2 separate regions of the Homo sapiens genome follow, and region 1 is linked to region 2. Evidence: read pairs that join two places in POLR2A ChIA-PET (ENCODE). Cell type or tissue: OCI-LY7. All regions are shown on one strand. Links, peaks and the distances in the headings refer to the core of each region. The heading gives the core; the rest is flanking DNA.

Region 1 (4,387 bases), core at 290-4,289, 200 kb after region 2:
ACCCTCAGCCCCCCTACCCTGTACTAACAAGGGTCCAATTCGGCTCTGCTACGCCTCAGGATCTTACACTCCCGGCCAGAGGCCTCTGAACACTCTACCCTTTTCTGATCTTCCTCCACCAGGCAACTCTTCATCCTTCACATCACCACTGAACCTTGGTCTAGGTCAGCTTCCTGCACTAAAAATTCTCACAGAAAACTACACCAGGGGGATGTAGTCAGCAAAATGCAGACAGTGGGAAACTAGCAGGCAAGCAAGTTGATTTCTTCAACAAATAACGTGCAATCAAAAAAATGAAGGGGAGCCTATAGTTTACAAAGATTTTAACAGGCCGGGCGTGGTGGCTCACACCTGTAATCCCAGCACTCAGGGAAGCCGAGGTGGGAGGATTGCTTGAGCCCAGGCTGGAGTGCAGTGGTGCGATCATGGCTCACCAGTGGGACTCTGTCTCTACCAAAATTTTTTAAAATTCGCCAGGCATGGTAGCTCACACCTGTAATCTCAGCACTTTGGGAGGTCAAGGTGGGCGAATTGCTTGAGTCCAGGAGTTCGAGGCCAGCCTGAGCAACGTGGCAAAAAATTAAATCTCTACAAAAAATTTAAAAATTAGCCAGGTGTGGTGGTATGCACCTATAGTCCCAGCTACTTGGAGGCAGAGGTGAGAGGATCCCTTGAGCCTAGGAATTTGAGGCTACAGTGAGACATGATTGCACCACTGCACTCCAGCCTGGGTGACACAGTAAGACCCTGTCTCTATTTTTTTTTAATTAAAAATAAAAAGACTTGAATGACTTATCAACCAACTGCCATACATGGACCTCATTGCAAACTCTAATACAATATATACTTGCAAATGTGAATACTGGCCAGATATTCGTGAGTATTAAGGAACAGTTGTTTCATTATTTTTTAGTTGTGAGAGTGGTATTGTGGTTATGTTTTTATTATTTATTTATTTACTTATTTCTGAGATGGAGTCTCACTCTGTCGCCTAGGCTGGAGTGCAGTGGCACGATCTCGGCTCACTGCAACCTCTGCCTCCCGGGTTCAAGCAATTCTCATGCCTCAGCTTCCCGAGTAGCTGGGATTACAGGTGTTCACCATCATACTCGACAAATTTTTGTATTTTTAGTAGAGATGGGGTTTCACCATGTTGTCCAGGCTGGTCTCAAACTCCTGACCTCAAGTGATCCACCTGCCTCGGCCTCCCAAAGTGCTGGGATTACAGGCATGAGCCACCGCGCCCGGCCAGTGGTTATGTTTCTAAAGAGTCCTTATCTTTTAGAGAGGCATATAAAAATATTTATGGATGAAATGGTATAATGCATGGGATTTGCCTCAAAATAATTTGGAGCGGGGGATGTATTTGGAGTACACATGAAACAAGCTTCAAGAGAGGCTGATTTTGTTGAAGCTGGGTAATTGGTGCGCTGGGGTTTATTATCCTATCTGCTCTACTTTTGAGTAAGAAAAATGCCCCACAGGCCGGGTGCGGTGGCTCATGCCTGTAATCCCAGCACTTTGGGAGGCCGAGGTGGGTGGATCACCTGAGGTCAGGACCAGCCTGACCAATATGGTGAAACCCTGACTCTGCTAAAAATACAAAAAAAATTAGCCGGGCGTGGTGGCATGTGCCTGTAGTCCCAGGTACTTGGGAGGTGAGGCAGGAGAATCGCTTGAGCCCAGGAGGTGGAGGTTGCAGTGAGCCGAGATCGTGCCACTGCACTCTAGCCTGGGTGACAGAGCGAGACTCCGTCTCAAATAATAATAATAATAATAATGCCCCATAATAAAAAGTTAACCACCAGGGAGCAAAAAAAGAAACTCATAGATCTGTGTTCCTTCTCTTCACAACACTTAAGCCAGGTGGTATTCACATACACCCTTGGGACTGCTAGTTTCCTGTCTGTTCCCCCACCAGCCATGGGTTCCACTGTGATGATGGGCAGAGGTGGGAGGCCGGGACTAAGCTTTGCTTATATCCAAATCCCAGCCAGTGGGGCGGGCTAGCATGTTCTAGGCATGCTCAGTCGATGGCTGCTTTCATTTCCTATTTGCATCCTTGCCTCTCAATACTAGGAGTCAAGAGCTGACTTAAAGGGAAGTGGGGGCCAGGCATGCTGGCTCACGCCTGTAATCCCAGCACTTCTGGAGGCCAAGGTGGGCAGATCACTTGAGTTCAGGAGTTCGAGACCAGCCTGGGCAACATGGTGGAACCCTGTCTCTATCAAAAATACAAAAAAATTAGCTGTGCGTGGTGGCACATGCTTATGGTCCCAGCTACTCGAGAGGCTGAGGTGGGAGGATTGCTTGAGCCAGGGAGGTGGAGGGTGCAGTGAGCAAGATGGTGCCACTGTACTTCAGCCTAGGTGACAGAGTGAGACCTCATCTCAAAAAAAAGGGAAGGGCATCCTACCTGCACAGCCAAGCTCTCTGGTGCTGGGGGCTCAGTGGGGCCACCCAGGCTACACCTGCAGCAGTAGAGTGCCAGGCCTGGGGGAAGCTCCCTGTCCTCTGTGTGGCCCTGGTGGCCTTCCGCAGAGTCTCCCTCTCCTGTCTGGCCCGTTTCTTCTGTTGGCACCACAGGAAGAACACTAAGGAGAGAGGGAGGAGGGAGAGAAAAGAGAGAGTAAGCAGATGGGAGGATCTGAGCCAGGAGGGGCCCCTGACATGTGGGGTGCCTGTCGCAGGGCACCCCCCATCTCTGAGTAAGTGAAGTCTAGCTCCAATACTCCAGCCTCTGGTGTGGGCCTGCATCAGTGTATCAGCCCAGAAATGCAGGCCGTGCTCCTCTCATGCTGTGTGTCCTCAAACAAGTCACTTAACTTATCTGTGCCTCAGTTCCCCATCCGTAAAATGGGCACAGTTCCTCTTGGGGGTCACTGTGAGGCTCAAATGAGATTGTCTCTGGGAATGTGCCAAAGCAGATGCAAAATAAACATTCATTCGCCCAGGGTCCCCCGCCCCTGCCCAGTGTGGAGCTCAGGCCCTGCGTGGCCAGGCTCCATCTCCCCGCTTTCCCAGCACCCCACGTCTCACCAGCCAGTTGCAGGGCCTGCAGGATCTGGACTCTCTCGTGTCTGCTGTCTGTTCTCTGCCTAGGATGTGACAGAAGCCGCTGAGCAATCTCCTCCTCCCTCAGACTTCCTGGACTAAAAGCAAAGTTGCCCAGAGAGAAGCTGATGACCCGGGAGGAAGGGCACTCGGTCCCAACCTGTCCGCCCCACCCCAGGCAGGTGCGGTCTGCCCTTGGGAGCAGGGGGCGCTGAGTCCCCCTACCCTCTTCTGGACAGTTTATTTTATGTCGGATTTAAAAGCTATTGCTGGGGGGAGGTTCTGCTCTTGATTTATTCTCTTTAATACTATTTGGATTTTTTTAAACAACAAACATGTATTAAAATAAATATCATTTAAATAATTATTTAAATACATTTGTTCAATTTAAAAATAAGAACATGGCCAGGCATGGTGGCTCACACCTGTAATCCGAGGACTTTAGGAGGCTGAGACGGGCAGATCACTTGAAGCCAGGAGTTTGAGACCAGCCTGGCCGACATAGTGAAACTCCGTCTCTACTACAAAAAAAAAAAAAAAAAAAAAAAAAAATATATATATATATATATATACACACACACACACACACATACACACACACGCTGCCAGAGGTGATATATACACACACACACACACACACACACACACAAATTAGCCAGTGTGGTGGCACACACTTGTAGTCCCAGCTACTCGGGAGGCTGAGGCATGAGAATTGCTTGAGCCTGGGAAGCACAGGTGGCAGTGAGCAGAGATCACACTACTGTACTCCAGCCTGGGTGACAGAGCAAGGCTCTGTTTAAAAAAAAAAAAATACCCAACTGTAGTAGAAAATTGGGGAAATAAAGAAAAAAATAACCAGAGGCCGGGCGCAGTGGCTCACGTCTATAATCCCAGCACTGTGGTAGGTTGAGGCAGGCAGATACCTTGAGGCCAGGAGTTTGAGACCAGCCTGACCAACATGGCGAAACCCCATCTCTACTAAAAATACAAAAATACAAAAAAAAAAAAAAATCAGCCAGGCGTGGTGGTGTGTGCCTATAATCCCAGCTACTTGGGAGCCTGAGGCGGGAGAATCGCTTGAACCCAGGAGGCGGAGGTTGCAGTGAGCCAGATTGTTCCACACACTCCAGCCTGGGCAACAGAGCGATACTCTGACTCGAAAAAAAAAAAAAGAAAAATATAACCGACTTTAATCCCACTGTCCCAGAGATAAGCATAGTTTCCATTTTAGCATTTTTAAATGAAATATCTTTTACTCCTTAATTGTGGTAAAATACACATCAGAAAGTTTACCATTGTAACCATTTTTAAGTGTACAGTTCAGCAGTGTTAG
Region 2 (4,387 bases), core at 302-4,301:
GAGATGAGGTCTCACTATGTTGCCCAGGCTGGTCTTAAACCCCTGGACTCAAGCGATCCTCCTGCCTCAGCCTCCCAAAGTGTTGGGATTATAGGCATGAACCACTGCGCCTGGCTAAAGGAGGATACTGAAGAGAGATTCTGTCTCTTGCTGGCCTTGAAGAAGCAAGTTAAGTTCTACAGCTGCAGGGGAATGAATTCTGCAACAACCAAGTGAGTTTGGAATGGAATCCTGGGCCTCAGATGAGACCCCAACCCCAGCTGACACCTCAATGACCCAGCTAAACTGGGCCCAGATTCCTGACCCACAGAAACCAGGAGATAACACACGGGTGTTATTCTGAGCCACAGTCATTTGTTACAGAGCACTGAAAACTTGTTCCAGGGCCAGAGTCAGCTGGGGTCCGAGGTCTGGCCCTGTCACTGGAGCACAAGCATCAGCCAGCCCCCAGAATGCACGGGCTAGTCCAGTTCCTGGCTTCTGGAGATCAGCTCAGCAACCAAAGCATGTGGATTAGGAAGATAACCAGAACTTCAGGTTAGTCCAGTTGCCAGGTCAGAGGTTGGCACACAGGTCCAGGGTCTCATGTGCCTTTAAAAACGGTGCCTTAAACTTGGGAACACACATTTCTGTTAAACAACTTAGAAAATGAGGCCAGGCACGGTGGCTCACGCCTGTAATCCCAGCACTTTGGGAGGCCAAGGTGGGTGGATCACCGGAGGTCAGGAGTTTCAGACCAGCCTCACAAACACGGTGAAACCCCTGTCTCTACTAAAAATACAAAAATTAGCCAGGCGTAGTGGTGGGTACCTGTAATCCTAGCTACTCAGGCGGAGGTTGCAGTGAGCTGAGATTGTGCCATTGCACTCCACCTGGGTGACGAGCAAAACTCCGTCTCAAAAAAAAAAAAAAAAAAAAAATTAGGCATGGTGGCCAGCACCTGTAATCCCAGCTACTTGTGAAGCTGAGGCAAGAGAATCACTTGAACTCAGGAGGCAGAGGTTTCAGTGAGCCGAGATCGCACCACTGCACCACTGCACCACTGCACCCCAGCCTGGGCGACAGAGCGAGGCTCCACTTCACCAAAAAAAAAAAAAAAAAGGACGTAGAAAATGAGAGGTGGGGTGCCCGGTGCGGTGGCTCATGCCTGTAATCCCACCACTTTGGGAGGCTGAGGCAGGTGGATCACAACATGAGGTCAGGAGTTCGAGACCAGCCTGACCAAAATGGTGAAACCCATCTCTACTAAATATACAAAAATTAGTCGGGCATGGTGGCAGGCGCCTGTAATCCCAGCTACTCGGGAGGCTGAGGCAAGAGAACTGCTTGAACCTGGGAGGCGGAGGTTGCAGTGAGCTGAGATGGCGCCACTGCACTCCAGCCTGGGCGACACAGCGAGACTCCATTCAAAAAAAAAAAAAAGAAAAAAGAAAATCAGAGGTGGGTTGGGGCTTGAAGTACATAGGAGATATGAATGTTGTAAAACTGTCAGGAGACGAAAAATTCCTTTCTGCAGTTTCTCTTCTGTGAAAGGGCTAAGGACAGAGTTTGCTTAGTAGGTAATGTTGCCTTTAAGTACAGTGGTGTATTTTTATTCAAGATTGTGCTCTTTTATCAAAATCCTATGGAAATAAATGTTCTGGGATCATTAAAATAAAAAAAATAAATAAAATAAAAAGGTGCCTTAGGCCAGACACGGTGGCTCACGCCTGTAATCCCAGCAATTTGGGAGGCCGAGGTGGGTAGCTTACCTGAGGCCAGGAGTTTGAGACCAGCCTGGCCAACATGGTGAAACCCAGTGTCTACTAAAAATACAAAAATTAGCCAGGGATGGTGGCACACGCCTGTAGTCCCAGCTACTGGAGAGGCTGAGGCAAGAAAACTGCTTGAACTTGGGAAAGGAAGGTTGCAGTGAGCTGAGATCATGCCACTGCACTCCAGCCTAGGTGACAGAACGAGACACTGCCTTAAAAAAAAAAAAAAAATTTACACACACACAATTAAATAAATAAAGAATACAAAGATTAGCTGGGCGTGGTGGCACACGTCTATAATCCCAGCTACTCGGCAAGCTGAGGCATGAGAATCTCTTGAACCTGGGAGGCAGAGGTTGCAATGAGCCAAGATTGCGCCACTGTACTCCAGCCTGGGCGACAGAGTGAGACTCGGTCTCTAAATTAATTAATTAATTAATTAATTAAAATAAATAAAATGAAATTGTGCCTGGTTCACAACCAGCCTGGGCAACACAGCCAGACCCCGTCTCTATTATTTAAAAAAAATATATATATATATATATAAATAAAATCTATATATATTTCTTTTTATATATATATATATATACACACACACACACATGAAAAGAAAAAAAAAAATGGTACCTGAACTTTCCAGGACAGGAACAGGTGTTGGGATTCTCACGGAGAGAACACAGGGCCTAGCACCCTCAGCAGGCCACCTGCTCCTGCTGTCTGATGAACTTGGACCCGACAGCCCTTCCTAATGCCCCTCATCCCACCTTGGCCCTTTCCTCCCCAGCTCCACCTGGGGGAAGTCTAGGGAACCAAGCTAAGCCATTCCAATAGCAAACCAGGAACTGAAAACCTAGTAGCTTACGGTCAAGGCAACTCAAAGCCACACGGTGGCAACAGCAGCTCAGGGACCAAACTCCATCTCAGGTTTCTCAATCCCTCTACTCCTACCTGCCTGCAGATACCCATGCCAGCACCCCTATGTCAAGAGTCCCAGAAAGGGTGGCCAGGCCAGCTTGCCAGAAGACCCCAGACAGTGAGCGGCACTGATGGAGAGGCAGCCTCCCTGCGGCCCCAGCCCAGGCATCAGGGTCCCACCTTGTTGTTGCCCAGAGACCACTGGCCAAAGTGCTCCATCTCCTCCACCAGCTCATCACAGGCCACCTCCGTGAAGATGGGGAACCAATAGACATCCGGGCAGGGCTGGGGAGGGCAGGGACTCAGTCAAGGGGGTCCACAGTGGCACCACAGAATCCTCCTTCCTCTTCAGGGCCACACACCCAAGCCAGGGAGCCCTCCCAGTGTCCCCGGGGAGCAGGGCCTTGTCAATCCTGGAGAGACTGAGTGGGGAGGAGGAGGCAGAGCCCAGAGACAGACTTTCCCAGCCGAGGTCACAGAGCTACCAGCGCCAAGGTCAGACAGAAACATGGGCATGGAGGGAGGGAGGGGGCAGAGGCCCCAGGCTCGGGGGAAGCAGACATTAGTGAGTGGAGAGAAGCAGCCACTCCCCGAAGTGGTCCAGGCATGGTGGGCCACAGTGGCCATCACATCCAGGATGTTTTCCTCCTTCCTGCCTGGGCCAGGTAGAGAGGCCCTGCAGACTCCCACAGCCTCCAGCAGGAAAGTGCCAACAGGTAGAGGGGCCATCCTGCCTCCCCCCACCCCCATCCCACCACCCCCCACTCCCATCCCGCCGCCCCCCCATTCCCATCCCGCCACCCCCAACTCCCATCCTGCCGCCCCCCAACTCCCATCCCTCCACCCCCAACTCCCATCCTGCTGTCCCCCACTCCCCAGGGCAAGCAGTTTCCCTTCTGTGCCCTGCCCCCTGCAGCAGGCAAGGCTGGTCCAAGAGGGTGTCCATGGCCCTTACCGTCTCCACCAGCTTCCCTGCCAGGGCTTTGGTGTAGTTCTGGTGGATGTACTTCTCCTTCCAGTCCTGTGGGAAGTGGGAAGCAGGCTAGGGTCCTCACCATTGGCTCAACTGCCAGGGATGCTCAGAGCAGACCCCTCAAAGTGGGAGTGAAGGTGTACGTGCTTGACAGAGGCAGGTGTTCACCTGCACCCACTGGGTGCGTGTGTGTTGTCTGGGTGCACAGGTGTGCCCATAGGAGGTGGTGTTTGCACATGTATGTACATGTGTGTGCTTGTGTGTATATGTCTGTGTGCAGGCATGTGCTTACACCCATCAGCTGTGAGCTCCCAACGTCTAGAAACAGTTACAACTGTCTCCCCTTCTGATCATCACAACACCCTCATGGGTAAGACAGGCTGGGACAGTATACCCATTTTGGAGCTAAGATAACTAAGGTCCCCAAAGCTGGAAGGCTCAACTAAGTCCCAGATGATGGCAGATCTAGGCCACAAACCCAGGCCTCTTGAGTCCTGGTCCCTCCTCCAATAGATGGTGTTGCCTCTCTGGACACCCTTCTCTCCCTACCCAAATCCTGCCCTATAGCCTCCTGGGGTGAAGGGAGGGTGGCAGGTGGCCTACAGGGGTCCTGGCTGTTGTAAGACTCTGAGAGGGAAGTCCCTCCGACTGCAGGATCACTGGGCCCCTTTGCTCCCAGCCCCTATGTGCCCACCCTGGCCTCACCTCGGGGTTGCTGAACACCTCCCAGAGGTCGTTGTGCAGG

What was found. Peaks named below come from ENCODE experiments on the same cell type or tissue, not always from the same donor. Only the 100,000 strongest peaks of a DNase experiment are listed, where the experiment ranks them.
Region 1: POLR2A ChIA-PET joins it to region 2 with 6 read pairs; 2 of 35 experiments call an interaction of 5 or more read pairs at or near these places.

The regions. Positions count from the first base shown.
Region 1 is chr1:11,770,289-11,774,675 of GRCh38, reverse strand. It overlaps C1orf167 (chromosome 1 open reading frame 167), which reads right to left. Exons shown (of 21, transcript NM_001010881.2): 7 at 3,040-3,152; 8 at 2,417-2,594. Among named protein-coding and RNA genes, the nearest start is that of C1orf167-AS1, 7.1 kb to the left of the region's middle. In OCI-LY7, for the core only: no CTCF peak of the experiment used is centred there; a DNase peak (open chromatin) is centred at 1,965; H3K4me3 peaks cover 514 bases; H3K27ac peaks cover 1,427 bases.
Region 2 is chr1:11,965,554-11,969,940 of GRCh38, reverse strand. It overlaps PLOD1 (procollagen-lysine,2-oxoglutarate 5-dioxygenase 1), which reads right to left. Exons shown (of 19, transcript NM_000302.4): 14 at 4,348-4,387; 15 at 3,625-3,690; 16 at 2,850-2,954. Among named protein-coding and RNA genes, the nearest start is that of MFN2, 13 kb to the left of the region's middle. RefSeq lists enhancers at 2,523-3,023, 3,024-3,524. In OCI-LY7, for the core only: CTCF peaks have their summits at 2,419 (motif pointing left) and 2,624; a DNase peak (open chromatin) is centred at 2,630.